Linked DNA regions of Homo sapiens: region 1 is linked to region 2. Evidence: read pairs that join two places in POLR2A ChIA-PET (ENCODE). Cell type or tissue: OCI-LY7. All regions are shown on one strand. Each heading gives the region's core, and the rest is flanking DNA. Links, peaks and the distances in the headings are about the cores only.

Evidence for each region. ChIA-PET counts read pairs that join two places held together with the same protein. Peaks named below come from ENCODE experiments on the same cell type or tissue, not always from the same donor. Only the 100,000 strongest peaks of a DNase experiment are listed, where the experiment ranks them.
Region 1: POLR2A ChIA-PET joins it to region 2 with 8 read pairs; 3 of 35 experiments call an interaction of 5 or more read pairs at or near these places.

Annotation. Positions count from the first base shown.
Region 1 is chr6:135,205,880-135,217,613 of GRCh38, forward strand. The region is part of intron 15 of MYB (MYB proto-oncogene, transcription factor); the gene reads left to right. LOC105378011 (a long non-coding RNA gene) reads right to left here. Exons shown (of 3, transcript XR_001744368.2): 2 at 9,520-9,621. Among named protein-coding and RNA genes, the nearest start is that of MIR548A2, 27 kb to the right of the region's middle. In OCI-LY7, for the core only: no CTCF peak of the experiment used is centred there; no DNase peak of the experiment used is centred there.
Region 2 is chr6:135,261,785-135,273,518 of GRCh38, forward strand. No RefSeq gene overlaps it. Among named protein-coding and RNA genes, the nearest start is that of MIR548A2, 28 kb to the left of the region's middle. RefSeq lists silencers at 2,085-2,287, 9,447-9,741 and an enhancer at 9,026-9,920. In OCI-LY7, for the core only: CTCF peaks have their summits at 3,640 and 3,843; DNase peaks (open chromatin) are centred at 3,657, 5,097, 5,497, 8,856 and 1 weaker place; H3K4me3 peaks cover 2,418 bases; H3K27ac peaks cover 6,420 bases.

The sequences.
Region 1 (11,734 bases), core at 2,244-10,243, 55 kb before region 2:
GGCAACATAGTGAGACTCAGTCTCTATTAAAAAATAATTAGCTGGGCTGGGCGTGGTGGCTCACGCCTGTAATCCCAGCACTTTTGGAGGCCGAGGTGGGCGGATCACGAGGTCAGGAGATCGAGACCATCCTGGCTAACACGGTGAAACCCCGTCTCTACTAAAAATACAAAAAAATTAGCCGGGCGTAGTGGCGGGCACCTGTAGTCCCAGCTACTTGGGAGGCTGAGGCAGGAGAATGGCATGAACCCAGGAGGCGGAGCTTGCAGTGAGCTGAGATAGCGCCACTACACTCCGGCCTGGGTGACTGAGCGAGACTCCATCTCAAAAAAAAAAAAAAAAAAAAAATAATAATAATAATAATAATAATTAGCTGGGTGTAGTGGTACATACCTGTAATCCTAGCTACTTGGGAGGCTAGGGCAGGAGGATCCCTTAAGCCCAGGAGTTCAAGGTTACAGTGAGCTATGATTATACCCCTGCACTCTAGCCTGGGAGACAAGACCAAGACCTTGTCTCTAAAAAAAATTTTTTAAGGCCAGCCGTGGTGGCTCACACCTGTAATCCCAGCACTTTGGGAGGCAGAGGCGGGTGGATCACAAGGTCAGGAGTTTGAGACCAACCTGGCCAACATGGTGAAACTCTGTCTTTACTAAAAATACAAAAAATAGCCAGGCGTGGTGGTGCGCACATGTAATCCCAGCTACTTGGGAGGCTGCGGCAGGAGAATTGCTTGAACCCAGGAGGTGAAAGTTGCAGTGAGCCCAGATCGTGCCATTGAACTCCAGCCTAGGCAATAGAGTGAGACTCTATCTCAAACAAACAAACAAAAATTTAATCTGCTATAATAGATACTAATTTATTTTAAGAAATACTTAGTGAATGTTGTTCTACATACTTGCCAATTGGGAGGAAAAAAGAAATATTCACTAAATGAATGAATGTTATACACCAAGTATCTCCTTCATTTTATGTCATGGAGTTCTAGCTTCTGATATCACAGAAATATGTGATTTCTAAAATGTTTCAGACTATTGTGATAAGTATTGGAAAATGCATCAAGTGACTCTAAATATTTAAACATACATCACCTATATTTCATATAATCCTGATTCAATAATATTTCTATAGATTTTTTATGCAATTTGGTAATTTTGTTTGTTTGAAACACAGTGCTATTTCATATATTTCTATTGATAATCCAATTTGACCTAATTAGGCATATTTCTCACACATGGTATTATTGAACATATTGCACATTTATTAAATGATATGTATTTTACTTAAGAGTACTTTATATAATCTATAATTTTTGTAATTTGTACTTATAATAAATCAAATATTAAGTGGGATTTTAGCCAAACCATCTAGACATTTTTGTCATAATGTTTTTATTAAAACAGCAAAATAGGAGTTTCAAAATATTTTAAAATTTGAATACTTCTAAAATGTAAAATGTTTGCAACTGGTGTAATGCAGTTGATTGTCTATCCCTCTAAACTGTCTAAATAACTTAGGTTCAAGAACAGTTTATTGAAGAACATAGGAACTGCGCAATTCTGTGTTTTATCATTTCAGTTTTAATCACCCCGGCTTGATTATGGCAACAACATTTTAGACAAGCAATTATTACTATTTTTGAGGCCCATATACTGGGCCATTATGGTTTTGCTTCTAACGTACATATAAATGCACATGCAATATATATAAATTATGTTTGCTGTTTTAAAATTAGAAATGCCGAGAAGCTATGTGTTTGACATTTTATTATAAATTTTGTACACACATAGATGTATGGAAAATATACTATGTTCTAGAGTCAACAATTGTTATCATTTTGCCATATTTACCTCATCTCTTTTTTTTTTTTTTTGAGATGAAATCTCATTCTGTTGCCCAGGCTGGGGTGCAGTGACGCAATCTCAGCTCACTGTAACCTCTGCCTCCCAGGTTCAAGCAATTCTCCTGCCTCAGTCCCCTGAGTAGCTGGGACTACAGATATCTGCCTGGCTAATTTTTGTATTTTTAGTAGAGATAGGGTTTCTCCATGTTGGCTAGGCTGGTCTCGAACTGCTGACCTCAAGTGATCCACCTGCCTCGGCCTCCCAAAGTGCTGGGATTATAGATGTGAGCCACCACGCCTGGGCTACCTCATCTCTTTTTTATGAAGTTTTTATTTTTATTTTTTAATTTTTTTTTTAATTTTTTTTTTTTTTTGAGACAGCGTCTTGTTCTGTCACCCAGGCTGGAGTGCAGTGGCATGATCTCGGCTCACTGCAACCTCCACCTCTTGGGTTCAAGTGATTCTTCTGCCTTAGCCTCTCGAGTAGCTGGGACTACAGGCGCTTGTCACCATGCTAGCTAATTTTTGGTATTTTTAGTAGGGACGGGGTTTCACCGTGTTAGCCAGGATGGTCTCAATCTCCTGACCTCATGATCGGCCCGCCTTGGCCTACCAAAGTGCTGGGATTACAGACATGAGCCACTGCACCCGGCCAGTTTTTTATTTTTTATTTTTTTGAGACAAGGCCTTGCTCTGTCACCCAGGCTGGAGTGCAGTGGCAAGATCATGGCTCACTGCAGCCTACCTCCTGGACTCAAGCAATCCTCCTCCCTCAGCCTCCTGAGTAGCTGGGACTATAGGCACATGCCACCATGCCCAGCTAGTTTTTTTTTTTTTTTTTAGAGATGGGGTCTCCCTGTGTTGCCCAGCCTGGCCTCAAACTCCTGGGCTCAAGCAATCCTTCTGCCTTGACCTCCCAAAGTGCTGGGATTACAGGCAGGAGCCACCCTGCCCAGCCTGAAGTATTTTAAAGTAAATTCCAACTAATATAACATTTTATTCTCATGTACTTCCAGATGTGTCTCTAAAAATAGACATTTTTATATATAACCTAATACCATCATTACATATTTAACAATAATTCTTTAATCTTCTCATTCTCAGGTATATTTAAATTTTCCCATTAATCCAAAAAAGAATCAAAATTGAAACAATTTCACACATTGCATTTGGTTAAGCCTCTTAAATCTCTTTTACTCTCTAGTCCAGTGCTGTCTAATAGAACTTCTACAGTGATGTGAAGGAAATATCTAATATGCTGCTATCCACTATGATAGCCAGTGGCTTTTGAGCACTTGAAATATGGCAAGTGCTGCTGAGGAGCAGAATTTTCAATTTGAATTAATTTAAGTTGCTTTAATTTAATAGCCACATTTCCTTACTCTCTTACTGGAATCAGCCATTTCCCCATGGTGCTCTGAATCCTCTTAGTGAGAAATGGTACATAGACACCAAAATCAGGGTGCTAAGTCTGTCCATTGTTATGTGGTTTGTCATTGAGATACAAATAATTTTTTTTGTTTTGTTTTGAGACAGAGTCTCACTCTGTCACCCAGGCTGCAGTGCAGTGGTACAATCTTGGCTTACTGCAACCTCCACCTCCTTGGTCCAAGCTATTCTCCTGCCTCAGTTTCCCAAGTAGTTGGGATTACAGGCACCCACCACCACACTCAGCTAATTTTCGTATTTTTAGTAGAGACATGGTTTCACCATGTTGGCCAGGCCAGGCTCAAACTCCCAACCTCAGGTGATCTGCCTGTCTCAGCCTCCCAAAGTGCTAGGATTACAGGCGTGAGCTGCCACACCTAGCCAAGACTCAGTGAATTTTAATAATCCAGAGCTCTCCATGTATCCCCTAATCTATAATCTACAGTGCTTAAATAGAGGCTTTTATAAGCCATTATGTACACTCATGTTATGTTTGTTTTTTTAATTACTTAGTCTTTTTCCAAAAGGAATTTGCAACAGCTACATAATCTTATAATTGTTATGTTTCTTTTATATTTTCACAGTTGTTTTAATTTTAAATTGTAAAAGCAAACAGGATATTCTTATAATAAAAATGTTCTGAGATGTTTTTCATATTTGTGTCTTTCATGTGGCTCAGAATATATGAGATTTTCATGTCATATCATTGTCAGTATTCAGCCTTTTCTCCACATTGTGTGGGGTAGAGGATAGAGTCTAGAAGCTTATAAAATGGTCACAAATGAGGAAGTAGAGAAAACATTCAGCCTAGAAAGCGTGCATTTGTGGTATGAAAGGCACTGTGGAATGCTGCTGGATTCTGCCCTTCAGTAGTTACCCGAGAGAGACCGAGGCAGACGCATAGCTCCCTCCTCAGCAAGGAGAAAAGAGTTGCCTGCTTTCCTCAGCGTGCTTTCCATTTCCTTTGTTTTGAAAAAAGCACATTATGCTAATCAACTTTCCTTAAGGTAGACATTTTTATTGGTAGATCAAAAACCGTGCTTTAAGTTATAAGCCTTCTGAACTTCTGTATTTTTCTCTTAAATTATAATTTCCTTTTATTCCTATTTAAAACCCAAGTGTAAAAGATGTGTTCATAGGCTTTCTACTCACTCACTTGCCTCTTTTTCGTAACCACAGAATGACAGCCTTAAATTTTAATTTCCTGACTTGGCTTGCCCATGGCCTGACTTTTTTAAAACAAGGAGTTTAAGTTAAAGAAATTTCTCCAGCCATTATTATTTAAACACATTTACACAGTATCAAAGAATTTAAAAATGTTGCTAGCAGTTGATACTCCCCTCAGCTTTCGGTTCAGCGTGTTTTAGATTGCTCCTATTTTGTTATTTGTCTATGAACTTTTATATTTTTCAAAAAAATAAGGCAAGCCCTTTTTGCCTGATAGGCACTGCTGAGCAGTATAATAAACAAGCATGGGGGCAACAGAACCTGGGTTCCAGGCTAGACTCCACTGTTTTCAAACGGCATGACTTTAATTCATCAAGTGAACACAATTAAGCAAAGTATAAGTTTGGGACCATGGAATATCCTTCACTCATCACACAGGTTACTGTGAAGATCAAATGGATATAATATTGCTTTCAAGATGGCGGCACACTTGCCACTATACACAGGTGATATTATTAGGCAGAGTCGCCACATAGTCCCTGTCCTTGAAATGCAGGCAAGGAGCCCTCACCAAAGGCCAGGGTGGTTTTTTGTTTTTCGGGTTTTTGTTTGTTTTTTTCATTGTGGTATATTATTTCCTCTGGCATGCTATTCCCTGTCCCACTCTTACAGAACTGTGTCAGTGGGTCACCAAAAGAGAGAGCTGATTCAACTGATTCCTTGAAATAAAGGTAGTCAGACCTCGCGGTATGATGGAGATGAAGCAACTGATTTACTGGTTTTCTCTATTTTTCTGCTGTTCGTGTTGTCATTTAAACAGACATGGAAACCGTCTGCACACGACAGAGATCTTTCCGAGCCTTTTTCATCTAGTGTGCTGTGCTGACCCGCTCCCCTGGATGCCTGCACACTCATTTGGTTCTCCCTTTTGGTCACTTTTTTCCACTTACCCTGGCAGAAATTCACGTGGCTGTCAGTAGTAATTCAGTGACCTGCTTTCAAAAAATGTTATAAATTAAGCAGCTTTTCTGTGTATAGCTTTTGGGTTGAACTGAGAAGGGCTAAGTGAAGGGAGAAGCTATGTTGAGCTCAGAGTCAGAATGCCCTGCCCCAGACATTTTGAGATGTGAATTTTTCATTTGTTTTGTTTGGTGACACTTAGAGAGAATAAACATTCTGAGATAAAAATCTTCCTTGGGCAGGCCAGCAAAGATAGAATTGCTTTAGAGCAATTTGGCACTTGGTCTTAATCTTAATAGTTTGGAACTCATATGTGACTAAGGAAAAGGATATTGCAAAAAGTTGTGCCACCCTAGGCTATATGATATAAACTTAGAAAGTCTATCAACGTGAAAGGTGAAGAGACCTCTAGAGACATCGGGGACAAACTCCAAATTTGGGAAAGGTCCATCCACATTTGCAATTGTTAGTTAGGCTTGGGAAGTGGAGTCATTGGTGGATGAGGCAACTTCCAATCACCATCTCGATTTTTATTTCCCTAACTTTTAAGATTATTTTCTATAGAAAATCAGTAGTGCTGAAGTTGGAGTCATTTAATTGATTTGTGCCAACCTAGGGAAGCATTTACTCTCGAGAAAAGTTTGGTAACCATTAATCTTACCTTAGCAACATTTCAGTTTAAGCTTATCTCTGACTTTCCAAAGACAACTAAAGATTTCTACAGTCTCTCTTATAACTGATCCATTTTTTCAAAAGATGTCCCTTTGGGAAGGAATTCTCATTTTTAGAATTTTAGTCCAGAGGAAGTATTTTTTTTTCAGATAGGTGAAATAGAATAAGCAGAAAATTCTTATTTTTTACTGTTTTATATACCATTGATGCCTGCTTATTTTAAAACAAAACACAATAAAAACATGATACCATCTGATGAGTTGCTTTGGTTTTACTTTTTTTTTTTTTTTTTTTTTTTTTTTTTTTTTAGTTTATACAAGTTTCTTATTAGGTCAGCAAATTGTAAAACACATAATTTGCCAAGGCTTTTGAAGCCAGCAGATACTGGGTGAAGTTGCTGTATGAATATAATAATAAGAACCGTTTTTGTTCAGCTTGATGAAAAAACTATTCATGTTCTAAATGAAAATGTGAAGATCATCTAATTCTGACAGAAAACCACCTGTGGACATGGTCTTGTTTCTTTTTATTTCTTCTGTTTTCTACAAAAGATGGCAATATTTATTTAAAGTGCTTTAACAGGATATCCCAGTTAAAGCTTTGACAGACTGTTTATAGTTCACTTCTGCCCAGGGGCAATTAAAGGCACATTACAGGATAAGCGAGATGACTCCCCGGCCACAGGAGGAGGATGTGTGGGTAGGATTATTAATGTTGAAATGAATTATGATAGAGTGACATGTCTGCAAGAGCACCATGGGTTAGTAACTTAACAAGAATTCATATGCAGAAACCCATAATTCTCAGCAGTTCTTTAGGGTAAATGAAACTAAAGTTTAGGGAGAGAGAACAAGGAGAATTTGCAAAGATATGTATGACAGTATTTAAAAATGTTCTTCCAGCACAAAGACATTAATCTTCCTTTGTCAAAATAATTCTTTCTGCATGAAAAGTTGGCATGGGGCTCCCAGGCTTCAGGTAAGATGGGAGAAAGGGAGCGTTTCTTTTTTTTTGTACCAAAGTACTCAATCTTCTGATCTTCCTTGACTTTCACGACATAGGCATATGTCTACTCTGACCAGTTTGTTTCATTTATTGTGGTAAGATGTGCTTGTCTTGTGCTTTCCTGGTGCAGAAAAGGAGCTGCCTCGCTCATGCTTGGTGGCCTTTTTGTTCCTACACACAGTGGTTCTCGTACATGGTGGCTACCACATCCTGGTGTTTGTCTATACTGGGAGAATCAGGCGTTCCAAGTCATCTTGGCTGCCCTAGCTCTGAGCTTCAGGGGATATATGACTCAGAAATGCTATGCTTTCTGGAATTTGGATATTTCATTTTTATTTGTTTCTTGGTAAATTCTCTTTTGACTTAGGAGAAGCTAACTATTTGGAAAGGTCTCTCAGAACTCTAATTACAAATATATGGTACCTTCTTTATATTGATCTCATTTTTAAATACCTAGTCCTGGAGGAAGAGCTAAATATGAATACAGTGATGAGCTGTGTAGGGGATCTCACAGGAACACAGTCAGATTTCAAGTTGAAAATAGATTCAGTTGATAATACTTAGTACTAGATTCTCCTGAATCGACTTTGGGAATTCTGAGTCAACCTAAGGACTATATTACAAAGGATCAGACCTTGACTTTTAGGCCAGGTGTAGTGGCTCATGCCTGTAATCCCAGCACTTTAGGAAGCCAAGGCAAGTGGATCACTTCAGTCCAGGAGGTTGAGACTAGCCTGTGCAACACAGCGAGACCCTGTCTCTACCAAAAATACAAAAATTAGCCAGGTGTAGTGTAGCACCTGCCTGTAGTCTGAGCTACTGAGGAGGCTGAGGTTGGAGAATCAACTTTAACCCCGGATATGGAGGCTGCAGTGAGCTGTGATCATGCCAGCCTGGGCAAGGAGCAAGACCCTCTCTCAAAAACGAAAACAAAAAAGACACAGAACTTGACTTTTAACAGGAGGCATAGTAATAGCAAGCATAAGATTGTTTTAACATAGCATTTAAGATAATTTACGCATTTAGAAAATTAATTCTGGCTGGTTGTAGTAGCTTATCCTTAATCCTAACCCTATGAGAGGCCAAGGCAGGAAGATCACCTGAGGCCAGGAGTTTGAGACCAGCCTAGGCAACATAGCGAGACCCCCGCTCTCTACAAAAAATTTTTTTTAAAAAACATAGCTGGGCATGGTGACACACTCCTGTAGTCCCAGCTACTCAGGAGGCTGAGGCGGGAGGCTTGCTTGAGGCCAGGAGTTTGAGGGAGCTGTGATCACGCCCCTGCACTCCAGCCTGGGCAACAGAATGAGGCCCTATATCTAAAAAAAAGAAAAATGGACAAGAAAATTCTATATTGATTGAAGCCCAGCTAAATAGAAAAAAAAAAATTCTAATAGGCCATTTTAAAGACTTTGGAAAAATTCTTAGCTAGAGTAAAACAGAAGCAATCCTTTCTTTCCTGGTTCTCACATCTCCATTCTCACCTTCATTCCCCTTCCCCTCCATTTGTTTCAAGTATTTTTCTTTTCTATGTGTGTCTTTATGTAAATTTAAATTTACCTACAAGATATTATGATATTAAGATATTTCATTCTGCTTCCTGTTTTGTCACTTGTTCTTTAAGATCCAAGTCCTTGGCTCCATGTGCATCTAATCCTTGCCATAAGCCCTGCATCGTACTTCATATTCACCATATTGAACTATTCACCCTCAAGTAGTCACTATTAAATGTCACACTGTTGTAGCGACTACAAATGCAAGCTCAGTAACTGAAAAGATAACATTAAATTTTGTTTTTTAATTGGTTTCCTGTGTCAATTTCATGTTTCGGGAATTTGTATGGACAGATAGACACCAGAGAGATATGCGTATTTCACCTGCATGCTTGAGGCTAGAGAAACATGATTTATTCAGAACTATTTCAAATACTGTAACTAACCTGGTAATTTTGTTTAGGAAAACATTAAATTCGGAATAGAAGGCAATTCAGAATACCTGTCTGTTATCTTTGTCTTGTCATTTTTGAGATACTCAGTTCCTGGAAAATATTATGATAATCCATCTTGCTATGTAGTATTTCAAGTTATATGTTGAGCCTCTGAGCTTGCAGAGTGAACATTTCTATTCATAGACAGTGCTGTTGACATCAGTGGGGAGATGGCACAAGCTTTGTGCCCTAGGAAAGTTTAAAAGCTAGAACATTACACTGCAAACCCTATGTCAGGAAACTTTGTTGCAGCAACTAGGCAAGGAAACCCTACCACTGTACCCATACCTTGTTTTAGTAGAATTATGTTTCTTTGCTAAGAAGTCTGGTGACTCTCACACCCCATCTCAGCACTTTCCTGGATTCCAAGGCCCTGGTGCCCTGAGCACACAACTTCCCAGGTTCCTTTTATTGTTTCTGATAAGAACTCGAATTAGAGGCAGCGTCTGGTACTCACCAGGGGTGTGGTCCCATGGGTGACATTCTTGCTCCATCATTTCTTACCCAGGTAACCTTGAGTATGGCGCCTAAATCCTCTCTTCCTTTCAAATTGCCTGGTCTGTAAAATGGATGCAGTGAATGGTAGCTATGCCACAGGTGTTTTGTGTGAGAATTAAATGAGAGGAGTTATATCAATAACACTTAGAGGCATGCGGTGCCTATAGTGAGGGCTTGTTTTATGTTGTCGTTTAACCCTTTCTTTCTCAGCCCTCCCCCACTCCACATCCCCTCCCACTGGCAATGTACAAATTGCAGCTTCCTGCCTCTTTCCTGCTATCTCGCTCCCTGGATGACATCCCTGCGTTTCCACCTCTCTCTCCCCTAATCTTAGCTGTTTTCACCCTTTCCCCACAGCATTGCCTTGACAGTTCCTCAGTGTCCCATCCCCTCTTCCCATGGACAACACCACAAACCTGCGCACACGGCCTGTTATTATTCCTCCTGTTTCACCTGTGTCCATTCTGTCTCATAAAGGACACTGTAGGCTCTGAACAGCTAAGGCCTTTCTTATTCTTTTGTCCCATGGAAAATAATCCCTCCAGATAGCAATACCAGGAATAGTGCCTTTTCTAACCCACTGGTTTCCTTTTGAGCTTACAGCCACCAAATCTTATATCTGTTTGTTTCTGTTCCCCTCTCTGCATTGACTGCTAGAGAGATCAGAGTCAAGCAGGAGGTTACATCTAGCTGGGGCACTGTGCTTTATGCTGGTGTTTCGTGTGCAAATCTCATACCATCTTCATGTTACAGTTGTTCCTTAGTGTCCATGGGGGATTTGTTTCAGAACCCGCAAGGACACCAAAGTCCAGGGATGCTCAAGTCCCTGATATAAAATAGCATTGTGTTTGCATATAATCTACACACATCTTACCATATAATTTTTTTTATTATTTGTATACATTCGTGGGGTACAAGTGTAATTTTGTTACATGGATGTATTGCATAGTGGTCAAAGTCGAGGCTGTGAGTGTATTTATCGTTGGAATAATGTACATTGTACCCGTTCATTCCTGTATACTTTAAGTCATCTCTAGATTACTTATAATAGCTAATACAATGTAAATGCTATGGAAATAGTTGTTATATTGTTAGGGGATAATGACAAGGAAAACACCTATACATGTTCAATACACAGCAATTATTTTTTTCTGAATATTTTTGATCTGCCATTGATTGAATCTATGGATGTGGAACCCACAGATATGGGACCCACAGATGCAGAGGGCCAACTGTGTTTATTTTTTCCAAATTTGTTTCCCTGTTATGACTCTTCTTTATACACATTTTTAAACTCTGTTGTCTTGTATTTCTTTTCTAATCATCTTACGTCCTTTTGGAAACCAAGTGGGGCATAAATAGTACATGTTTGCATTTGAGGCAACACAGAGGCATCGCAGGAGCTGGAGACAGCAAAGTTCAAAGCCAGTCCACCACTTACCTACAGAGTGGCCTTGGGCAAGTTACCTCCATTTTCTGTCTCCATTCTCGAGCCTGTCTAGAGAGAGAATGAACCTGCCTCCCGAGGTGATGGTGCTGTTTTAATGAAATAATGCATGTGAAATGTGAAGTGCCACTGTCCCTGGCATGGAGATGCTGTCCTTAGATATTAGGTCCATCTTGTATCTTCTAGTGTATCTTTAAAAATTAAACTATACTGGCTTCATGCCTGTAATCTCAGCACTTTGGGAGGCCAAGACCGGCAGATCACTTGAGTCCAGGAGTTCAAGACCAACCTGGGCAACATGGTGAAACCCTGTCTCTACAGAAAATACAAAAATTAGTGGGGCTTGGTGGCACGTGCCTGTAGTCCCAGCTGCTTGGGTAGCTGAGGTAGGAGGATCACTTGAGCCCAGGAGGCTGAGGCTACAGTGAGCTGTGATTGCACCAATACCGATCAGCCTGGTATGACAGAGCATGACTCTGTCTCAAAAAAAAAAGGAAAAAAATTAAACTATACTGATAAATATTTCTAAAGTAATTGATGAAAACATATATATGACACTTAGCAGGTGTTGATCAATTCCAGTGCGTGCATGAGCTGCTTTGCACTGTGGCTACAGCACTCAGCAGTTTGCTTAGTGAGTAGATGGCCATAGCTCACTTTAGGTATCTGGAGAATAATGCTCATTCCTGTCTCCAGCTTTGTAAAATTGCCTAATAGACGGAAGGCA
Region 2 (11,734 bases), core at 1,386-9,385:
TCTCTGTCACCCAGGCTTGAGTGCCATGTCCCTATCATAACTCACTGCAGCCTGGAACTCCTGGGCTCAGGCAATCCTCCTGCCTCACCCTCCCAAGTAGCTAGGACTACAGGTGTGAGTCACCACAATCACCTAGTTTCTTCATTTTTTGTAGAGACGGGGTCTCGCTATGTTGCCTAGGCTCGTCTTGAACTCCTGGCCTCAAACAATGCTCCAGCCTCGACCTCTCAAAGCGTTGGTATTACAGGTATGAGCTACCATGCTGGCTGTTATTTTTTAGATGTGACTGACATTTAAATCTCTGAGTAAAGCAGGTGACCCTCCCTAGTGTGAGTGGCCTCATCTAATCAGTTGAAACCTTCCATAGAGAAACCGAGGTTCCCCTCACTCCTAAGAGGAAGGAACTCTGCCTCCAGACTGCCTTCTGGCTCAAGACAACATCAGCTCTTGCTGGAATTTCCAGTCTGCCCTGCAAACTGCCGGTTCCCACCATTGTATGAGCCAGTTCCTGAAAGTAAATCTTTATCTCTATTTCTATTTCTGTCTCTGTCTCTATTGTCTCTATCCCTATCTCTATCTCTCCTCTTTGGTTCTGTTTCCTGGGAGAACCCTGACTAATACACTTGGAGGAGGTGACAGAGGTGAAGGGCCAGTCTGCTAGCTCTACCACGGTGGAGATGGAAGTAACAATACTGGGTAAAAATACCCTTCATATAGTAGGAGAGAAGGAAGAGGCTAAGTTGGTTCCCAGGTTCCTGTGTGGGTGACCGCGATAAGGACGACAGATGCAGTACCAGATATCTCCATGAGAAAACAGAGCACGTGCTCGTCGTCTTTGGAAGATGCCATTCCCTGATCTCCCACATGCAGCTCTGTTCCAATGCATGAGATCCACCCTGTGTATTTCACACGTTGGTTGCCTGGGACAAGTAATTTGGTTATTTGCTTGCTTATTCATTCATTAAATGCATGCTTATTAAGTGTGTCCTGTGTCAGGTACTATTGCAGGCTTGGGAGAAACAATGGTGAATGAAAGCTGAGATGGCTTCTTTCATGATGTTTTCAATCTAATTCAGAGAGATGTGACAAACAAACACAACACAAACAAAGGGAACAGTGTCAGATAGCGATGTGTGCAGCCGGAACAGTGAAACAGGGCAGTGTGATGGAGGTGCAGGGAGTAGGTGCTGCCTGACACGGCCACTCACGTTGAATATGCCAGGACCTCCATTCCAGCATCACATATGGTCTAAGTGTGGGGGAACATTGACCTGTCCTGTGTGTAATCAGCTAGAATGAAAGGAAAGAGCCCCAGCTTTATATGACAAGTTACTAAAGGAGAACCCGAGCCCAGGACAAATGTCTGTGATGAACACCTTCTTCCTCTCTTAGTCTATTCAGGCTAAAGTACCATAGGCTGGGCAACTTAGAAATACAGACTTTTTTTCCTACCCATTCTGGAAGCTGGGTGCCGGCAGATTTGTTGTTTGGTGGGGGCCTGCTTCCTGGTTCCTAGACGGTGTCTTCTAATGGTATACAAATGTGGTGGAAGGAGTGAGGGTTCTCTCTTGAGCCTCTTTTATAAGGGCACTCATCCTATTCATGGGAGCTCCACCCTTATGACCTAATCACCTCCTAAAGACCCTGCTCCCTAATATCATCACCCTGGGGGTTAGGATTTCAACATGTGAAACTGCAGGGGACATAAACATGCAGGCCATAGCCGTTCTCCATGCTGATAGGTAATGGGCAGTCACTGAATGAGTCTCTGTGAGGCAATGGAGGGGGAGCTGGGTGGCAAGGCCCAGGCCCAGGCTGAGTCTACAAAGAGCAGCATCAGGATCTGCCGGGAGACAGAAGCTCTTTGGGGTGAAGGTGATGCCTCTTCGTTGTTGTGTTTCCAGCAGCGACACAGCATTTGGCACATGGCAAGTCCTCTGTAAATACTGGTTGATGAATTAAGGAATCCCTTGGCTGAAGGTGGAGGGGACCGGCTACTGCGGGACCAGGGAGCCTTTGCATTTTGGATGATTTCTTCATACTTGGGAGAAGTATTTTCCTCCTTCCATAAGACAAGTCCCAGAGCCTTCCAGGTGGGAAGGACTGTCTGGCCAAATGACTCTGACTTTGTCTTTTTTATTTCAACACTTGCTGTTCCCTGGGGGACTACGATTCACTTTAATGCTCCCACCAAAGTGAGGCCAGCTAGTCCTTCCCGTCTGGGAGGCTTTCCTTAGGTTTGCCACCTTAGCACAGCTGAGATGGCCCGGGAATTTAGGAAGCCTTCTTTAGCTGCGAAGGGAGTGGAAAAGACGACTAAGCCAAGAGCATGCATGAGGAATAAAAGCGGTCAGGTTTCTGCTGTCTGGTATTCCTCATCTTTCTATAATTTTCTGGCTTTGGTGCTCCATGCTATGCAGAAAGAACACCAAAAGATGAGTACAGTTTTTCAGACAACCTGACTCAGCCCTAGGCCCATCTTCACAAATAGGGAACAAATCTTACTTCCCTTCCACACTGAAACGGGTATTTGCCATTAAGAAAAGATCACCGGATTCAACAAATCAAAGTATAGGGCACTCAGTTAAATTTGAATTTCATGTAAATAACACAGAATTCTTTGATATAAATATGTCCCAAATATTGCAAGTTCCAAATGTGGCACGAGGCATATGTATCTTAAAAATGATGTACTGTTTATCTGAAATTTAAATTTGACTGGGAGTCTTGTATTTTATCTGGCAACTCAAGGAAAAGATTTGAACCCTGCCACTAGCATAGGGCCTTTCCATTCAGGGCTCATCCCGGGTTCCTGCCTGAGGCCTCCACACCTCCCTCCAGAGTTTGGTGGAACTTTTATAACTGTTCCAATAAGTGGCTTCTCCCTTGACTGGAGACCCTACCCACCTCCATGCCTACACGCGCAGGGGTCCTCGCCTGTCTGGACAGAATCTCAATATCTGAATCATGCATGGAGCATACCAGCCACACAACAGGAATTACACACTTCATCACAGTTTATCTGGTAGGCGTAGAAGAGCTTCGTATTTTTCTTTGGGAACACAAAGCTCAGTTCCCCCAATGACCATGCTGAAAAATCCCAAGGACAGTAAGCTTCATGACAGATACAGTGGCTATTCAGAGGAGAACACATCAATTTCTCTTACATATCAGAGGATTAAATAGTCAGCCAACCCTAAGACATGCCCAGGAGGGCCGGGCACGGTGGCTCACGCCTGTAATCCCAGCACTTTGGGAGGCCGAGGCAGGCGGATCACGAGGTCAGGAGATCGAGACCATCCTGGCTAAAACGGTGAAACCCCGTCTCTACTAAAAATACAAAAAATTAGCCGGGCGTAGTGGCGGGCGCCTGTAGTCCCAGCTACTTGGGAGGCTGAGGCAGGAGAATGGCGTGAACCCGGGAGGCGGAGCTTGCAGTGAGCCGAGATCCGTCTCAAAAAAAAAAAAAAAAAAAAGACATGCCCAGGAGCTATTTTCAGCTCTGTTTTAACCTGTTGAGCTCCAAATAGAAACTTCTATATTTTTATCTTATGTTACGCCTCCCTTGAGGGAGTCAGTCTATAGGGTAGTGAGGTTAAAAAGAAATAACTAACAACTTTCAAGAAAACAATCTAAAATAAGCACCTGTGTGGCGATTATAAAAATATACAAATTTCCTTTGCCTCTAGTGGTCATGTTGAAGCCCACACATTTGTGATGTGCATTGAGCCACACAGTTCTTTTCCATTTGCCCTTTTAGGTGAGATCTGCTAGATTTCCTCCCTCCCCCTCACATGATCAGTGCAGGATTTCTTGCTTTCTCTTGTTGAAGCAGAGTGATAATACTGTTTAACCCTTGATTCAAATATCCTGGGTAATGGCCACATGCCCCGTAATGAAATACGTCCAAAGATTAGCTGGAAGTCCCGGGCCTGCTTCTCTTACTAACTCTGGCTGTCTCAGTAGTGTTTACAAGTGTCTCTAGTTACCTCCCTTTCTCCTTTGCTTAAGTGGGCACGAGATTTTGAATTCCTTAATAGATTTTAAGTTCAGCAAGAACAAGGACCTTGCCTTGTTCACTGTTCTATTGGTTTGCTAGGGCTACCATATAAAATATCACACACTAAGTGGCCTAAGCAACAGAAATTTATTTTCTCACAGTTCTCATAGTTCTGGGGGCTGGAAGGCCAAGATCAAGGTGTTGGCAGGTTTGGTTTGTGCTGAGGCCTCTCTCCTTGGCTTGTAGGTGGCCGCCTTCTTTCTGTGTCCTTACATGGTCTTTCCTCAGTGCACGAGCCTTTGAGTGTTCTTGTCCGTAAAATTTCCTCTTCTTAAAAGGACACCAGTCAGTTGGATTAGGGCCCATGCTAACAACCTTATTTTAACTTAATAGCCTTAAAAATTTTATTATTATTTTTATTATTTTAGAGACATGGTCTCGCTCTGTCACCCAGACTGGAGTGCAGTGGTGCAACTATGGCTCACTGCAACCTTGAACTCCTGGGCACAAGTGATCTTCCCACTCCAACCTCCTGAGTAGCTGGGACTACAGGTGTGCATCACCACATCTGGCTAATTTTTAAATTTTTTGCAGAGACAGGGTCTCACTGTGTTGCCTAGGCTGGTTTTAAACTCCTGGCCTCAAGTGATCCTCTTGCCTTGGCCTCCCTAAGTGCTGAGCCACTGCGCCCAGGCCTTAATCATGTTTCTAAAGGTCCTATCTCCAGATATGGTCACATTCTGAGGTTCTAAGGGTTAGGGCTTCAATATATGAATTTCAGAGAACATGTAATTCAGCCCATAACAGTCACCATTAGTCCAATAACTAATGTAGTGCCTGGTACATGATAGATGATACATCTTTTTGTACTCATTTGTTGAGTGAGTTCAAAAACTTTGATAATGTCATTGGTGAGGCACATTTACTTAGAGCTTCTTGTTAAGCCAGAGCATCGGGTTTTTAAGCTTCTTTCCTTCCTACACACCTTAATGGTCATCCGTTGTGTCATGGAAAGTCATCTGGTCATGTATATAACTTGTATGACACCCTCCCTTCCACAGAGGATGCTGTATAGTAAGCGTGTGTCTCACACTCGCAGGCAGAGAGCCTGTCCTATCCACGTCGTTGCCACCTGCCCTACGTGCAGCAGGCTGCGATGGTGACCCAGGCTCCCAGCTGTCATTCTCCAGCCCTCCTTTTGGCAAATGCTTGACATGCATCTCCACATTTCCTTTATTTCCTTCAAATTGGGAAGAAAAAAAAATAGAATCTGTCAAAGATCTCCTGCTACTTGTGTGGGGAGAAGGGGAGCCTCAACAACTTACCCATTGTCTAGGCGTTGCTCTACCAGTCTTTCAGGAAAAAGAAAAAAAAAAGCCCCAAAACTTTGATCCCTGGGGAGGTGAAGCGGAAGTTGATCTTCACCATTAAATTTTTTTATAGATAGCAAAGTCCATGCTTCCACCTGCATCCAAAGCACAGAGGCAGCTGGCAGAACAAAGCACCAGAGAAAAATAGCTGACCAGAATCTCTTAAATTGCCTGTGTACAGGTGCAGCTTGTTTTTCATCTTGGTGGCAGCCACTAGTGATTGACAATGTTTTACCCAGAGGACTTAACCCTTTTTTTGCCTAGATGAGCCAAAGAGACCAGTCTCATGGTTTAGAAAACAGTTCATACCCCTCTGTAGGTTCTAAGCATTCAGCCCAAAGGCATGGGAACTGTACTTCGAACTAATGCCACCTGCAACAAAAGAAGGAATGACACGATGTCAGAGAAAAAGTTTTAAAAAAATATTGCTAGGTCTCTCCAGCTTTGAAGCCAAGGCTGGGGCATGTCTTATTTTTTTAATCAATAGATAGATGGAGACAGCATGTGACGAATGTGCCTCTGGAATGGGATGCGTTACAAGTTGAACTCTCTGGGTGTTAAGTCTTAAGCTACCTGTCCCAGAAAACCAATCCCTTTATGCCCTCAGCTTTTTTTTTTTTTTTTTGGATTACCATTAAACAAATTATTTTAGATGGTAGCAAGCAGTAGAGAGGAGACAACATCGTGCGGCCTAGTTTAAAAACCTCCAAAGACAGAGAACTGGGCAGCTTCACTGGTCCTGAGCTGGTTCGGTTGTGTTTCCCCCAGGATTCCCATTGCATCTCACCTGGGTTACTTTTCATAGTTGTGTGCAAGGACATTTGCCACTGGGGAGTCCCCCACCCAAGTGGTTGCATTTGTGTGGAGACCAGACAGACAGGACTATAGGGAGAATGCTCTCTCTCTGGTGGTTTTGAGGGAGCGTTGATGGAGGAATGAATTGGGAGATTACACTGGGATGTGGGCAATCTTTATTAAAGGAAGAAGCAAAAACTGTGAGTACTGCAGGAATGGCTCTCAGGACCATCACAAGAGTTAAACATTTGGAAAGAAGCTAAGCACAAGGGAGGAATAACCTCCTAAACACTGAGCCCTCCTAGGGAGAGAAGGGAAGTTGGTAACTGGTGATTATAAGCTAGCACTTCAAGGGAAGGCCCCAGAGCTGTTGGGGTGGGGGCGGAGGTGCTCCTCAGCAGGGTCCTGAGGCAAGGCAAAGAGCTTGCTTTAAAAATATATGTATTACTTTTTTTAGAGACAGGGTCTTGCTGTGTTGCCCAGGCTAGACTGCAGTGATGCAATCAGGGCTCACTGCAGCCCTGACCTCCCGAGCTCAAGTGACCCTCCCACCTCAGCCCCCCTGAGTAGCTGGGACTACAGGCATGTACCACCATGCCCAGCTAATTTACTTTATTTGTAATTTAACTTTTGTAGGGATGGGGGTGTCTGTATATTGCCCAGGCTGGCTTCCAACTCTTGACCTCAAGCGATCCTCCTGTCTTGCTTCTCAATGTGTTGGGATTACAGGTGTGAGCCACAGTGCCCAACCAAGAGCTTGTTAATGAAGTGTTAGTAGTGTGGATCCCATGGCTTCTCATTCTGGTAGCTGCATTGTAAATCACCTTCTCTCAGCACAAGGAACACTACAGATGACCATTCTTGATGATGAACATGCCCGAAACATACCGTAACACAAGCACAGAGCATGAGCTCAATAACTCACAGCCATGGAGCAGTGTTTTGGCTTCTGAATGGAAAAAATGACATGTACACAACTCTGATACTTCCTTAAAGAGGCTTAGTAAAATCATCACACTTGCCCAGCCAGGGAGCTCCCCATTCTATGTCTTTGGCTTTGACATGGCCTTTGAAATGAGTCCATGCGAGGTTGAAGGCATCTGTCTAGATGTTCAGGTCTCCATACTCACACCTGTTAACCTGGCAGTAAAATAATCAAAGGAACTCTGTGGCCTGGAAAGCAATCCATCTCATTGATAAATCAAACCTTTTGTATGAATCTTGATAAAACTGTGTGGCCAAAAGTGATTGAATTTAAAAATTTTGAATTTTCATGAATTGTTTTGATCTTAGACATAGATCACACCTGTTAGTGATTGTGCATGAAATAAACTACCAGGATTATGTGGGAATCATAGCCTTGGCACCATGGTGGTAATCAAAATGAGGCAGACGCTTGGATGCAGGTCAACTTCATCAGAACAATAGGTGCTGTCAACCAGACAGAGATACTGTAAGGAGTAGCCTCAGACATGCTACAAGCCGAGGTCAGGAGACGCACCTCCTCCCCGTCGGAGTCTAGGGTAGGCATATCTACACCAAGCCTCTGCTTCCATCCAATTCACAGAAGCTGCATGAATGGTAAGAAGATCTCTTTAAGTTCTGCTTCAATATTTATCCCTTTCACTTGTACTGCTGTCACCACTACAAGCTGGAAGCAGAGAACTCCCAGGCCCAGAGAGGCCCATGGGGACACTGAGAGCTGCTGATTTTCTTTTCCCTTTGGCCATTTTATGAGGGAGACACCACGCACATTCTAACAGATTCATGCACAAGGGGTTATAGTATGCTCTATATTCTTGGCCTTGAAAATTTTTTTTTTAAGTTTGTAAAGGTAATTATGATTGTTTACAGTACTGAGGGCAAAGCCCCACCCTGGGCTCCAGGCCAGGGGCTCTGGGAGTTGAGTGTAGTGGGGTGAGCCAAGTCCAAGACAAAAGCACAATTATGCTCACCTAAAAACCCACACTGGTGGTAGGGGGATGAAGGAAACACCTACACAAATGGGAGGTGTGTGGAGGGAGGGGCTTCCTTTGAAGTTTTGCATAAATCGTATTAATTTTTTTCCTATAGAGCTGGGAATGAAGATTCTTGGTTTTCATCCTGTATCTCTTATTGAGTATTGAGCTGTGCCATAAGGAAATGGGCTTCCTTCTTACTTGATTTGCCAATGTTTAAAACTGAACTTTAAAGAAAAGAATTTTGGAAGAATTAAGAGGAAAACAGGACACCTTGTACAAGGTTTCATAAAGCTTTCTTAATTTTTTTGGCCAAAAGAAACAAGTCAGCCCCGGTGCAGTGGCTAACACCTGTAATCCAAGTACTTTGGGAGTCCGAGGCAGGCGGATCACCTGAGGTCAGGAGTTTGAGACCAGCCTGACCAACATAGTGAAACCCCATCTCTACTAAAAATACAAACCAAAAACAAAAACAAGAACAATTAGCTGGGCGTGGTGGTGCGCACCTGTAATCCCAGCTACTCAGGAGGCTGAGGCAGGAGAATTGCCCGAACCCAGGAGGCGGAGGTTGCAGTGAGTGGAGATCGCATCACTGTACTGCAGCCTGGGCAACAGAGCGAGACTGACTCAAAAAAAAAAAAGTACTCAAGTCAGACACCAAAAGACTCTCTTTTTTAAGCCCATCTCCCTTCTTTCTGATCCAGGTCCGTTTTCTACTTATGAAAGTTTAAACACCACAGGGTGAAAAATTGTTGCTACAGTCTATTGGGTTCGCTGGGTCAGGAAATAATTAGCAAATACTCAACTACTTGCATACGTTACCTTCCTGTTAACTCTGCTGTACTTTTTCTGCCTGCCGGGATTAAGGCCAGATGATTATTTGTCCTAATGTTATGAATCATTGACAAGAAAAGCTTGTAATGGCAGTGTTGACATGCCTTTACATCCATTGGCACCACAAGGTAACCAGGAGCAATCAGTGACAGGGAAAACTGGAACATATTGTGGAGGAAGCGGGGGCGGGGCCCCCTCCCTGGCCTCAGAATGGCTGGAGCAGGAATTCCTCACTACCTGCTTCAGTTCCCAAAAGGCAGGCTCTAGAGATTTGGTACCACAGTTCAGAAGAACAACCACAGGGAGAAGAATTTTCCCCTTTAGTCCAGGAGGAATATGATTTTTAGGAAACAGACGCAGAAACCTGACCTTGGCTCACAGCCGCCTTGGTGAAGCCAAGGGCTAAGTTTCGGGGCACTGGCCTGCCCTTCATTGCTGCACACACCCAGATACACACACCTGAGAGAGCTTGAGCAATCGGCTCTGTACGCCCAGCTCTGCACTGCCTGGCAGCAAAGAGGAAAGGGGAATTACAGGCAGGCTTGACTTGAAACACTGCTCTGGCCCCACCTGAATTCCAGGTGCCCCAGGGAGTCCCTTCAACCACCTGGAATTGAGGCTGTTTCAAGGTACAGATGCAGTGTGTGTTTGTCTTGCTTTTGTTTGCACCTTCTACCAGCTGGAAGCCAGAAGGTGTGGGGCTCTGCAAACAATTTTGATGTAAATAAAGAGAATGTAAGAATTAAAAAGACACCTTGCAGCTGAGCCCAGGGCAGAGGGGCGGGGGTACAGGCTAAGAGAGGAGGGAGGTGGAAAGCGGGGAGGAGTGGAAATAGATTTCCTCTAGGAAATAGAAATAGACACAGGGCCAATGTGGGATGATGTGATCCTACTGCATATTTTCCATATGTTAATATCCCTCCATACGATTCCTCCTCAGATCGGTTATTGATAGATAGAAAATAAGCCTGTGGGCCTAGATCTGCCTCTGCTCTTTATTTATTGAATGTGCCTACTATGTGCCAGCACTAAGGTAAGCACTGGGAATAGATGTGAAAACACATTATCATGTGACAGACAGCAAATTAACACCTACGATGAGGCTGTTTATGGTGCAACAAGGGCTGCGAGTGACAAAGGGCCATCTCCGTCTCCTTAGGACAGTGAGAGAACATGCCAAGAAGGAAGATCTTCCACAAGGACCTCTCCTTTCATCCCAAAGCAACCCTAATAGTCATAATTCTTACAAGGGTGTGGAACGCATTGGGGATGGTCTTCTATTCACCATTCTTTTTGGACTAGGATAACTTCTCTGTATCACATAAATTTCGAAGAAAAAAAAAAGTTTACTTAAACGTTAAAGGTTTTTTTGTTTTTGTTTTTTTCTTTGTTACCCAGGCTGGAGTACAGTAGCACAATCACAGGTCACGGCAGCCTCGACCTTCTAGGCTCCAAGCGATCCTCCCATTTCAGCCTCCCAAGTAGCTGGGACCACAGGCACATGCCACTATGCCTGGCTAATTTTTTTGTATTTTTTTGTAGAGACAGGGTTTCAACCATGTTGCCCAGGCTGGTCTCAAACTCCTGGGCTTAAGCGATCACCCCGCTTTGGCCTCCCAAACTGTTAGGATTACAGGTGTGAGCCACTGTGCCTGGCCTAAATGTTAAAGGTTGATGTAAATATATAAATATTTCCAGAGCAATATGCAACCATGAGATCATTTTGATCAACCTATTTTGTTGAAGATTGTTTTGTAAAAGGTATTAGAAATTTGGAAAATACTAAATGTTTAGCTTGCTTCACTGTTTTTCTTTTTCTTTCTTTCTTTTTTTTTTTAGAGACAGGGTCTCACTGTTACCCAGGCTGGGGTGCAGTGGTGCGATCATGGTTCACTTCAGCCTTATTCTCCTGGGCTCAAGCAATCCTCCCACCTCAGCCTCCCAAGAATCTGGAACTACAGGTGTCTGCCACCACACCTGGCTATTTTATTTCTTATTTTTTGTGGAGACGAGGTCTCACTATGTTGTGTAGCCTGGTCTGGATCTTACTCATTTTTTAATAATAAAAAGTTACTTTTTGTCAACTGTGAGTGGAAGAAGCATTTAAAAGAAGCTAGTTCATTTTAAAAGAAATACAGTGTATAGTTTGGCACACTCAAGGGCAGTAACCTAATGATTAAGAGGGGAATTTTGGAGTCAGACATCCCAGAAATCTGATCCTGACACCCCAACTTAAAAGCTGTGTGATCTCAGACACACTGTTTAACCTTTCTGAGCTTTAGGGTTTTTGTTTTGTTTTCAAATGGAAGTAGTAATATCTACCTTGTAAGTTTATTCTGAATATTAAATGAGATAGTGCACATTTCCTAACAAGAATCCTAGTTTACCTAGTGTGTGCTCAGCAGATGCTAGCTATTATTAAAATTAGTCTATAATTATGAATAATTATAACAATAAACACTTTTTCTTTTCCTGATAAATTATGACTCTGTACATAGAACAAAGTAAATTGGAATAATGGCAATTATTTTGTGAACTTAATAGCTGCAGCCTACTAAAGTGGTTAAATAAATTTTTAAGCAGAGTGATGTGGTATCACTAAGAGTAATTTATTTATATTATTTTATTTTATTTTATTTTATTATATATATTTTTTGAGACAGAGTCACCCTCTGTTGCCCAGGCTGGAATGCAGTGGTGCGGTCTCGGCTCACTGCAACCTCCACCTCCTGGGTTTAAGCAATTCTCCTGCCTCAGCCTCCTGAGTAGCTGGGATG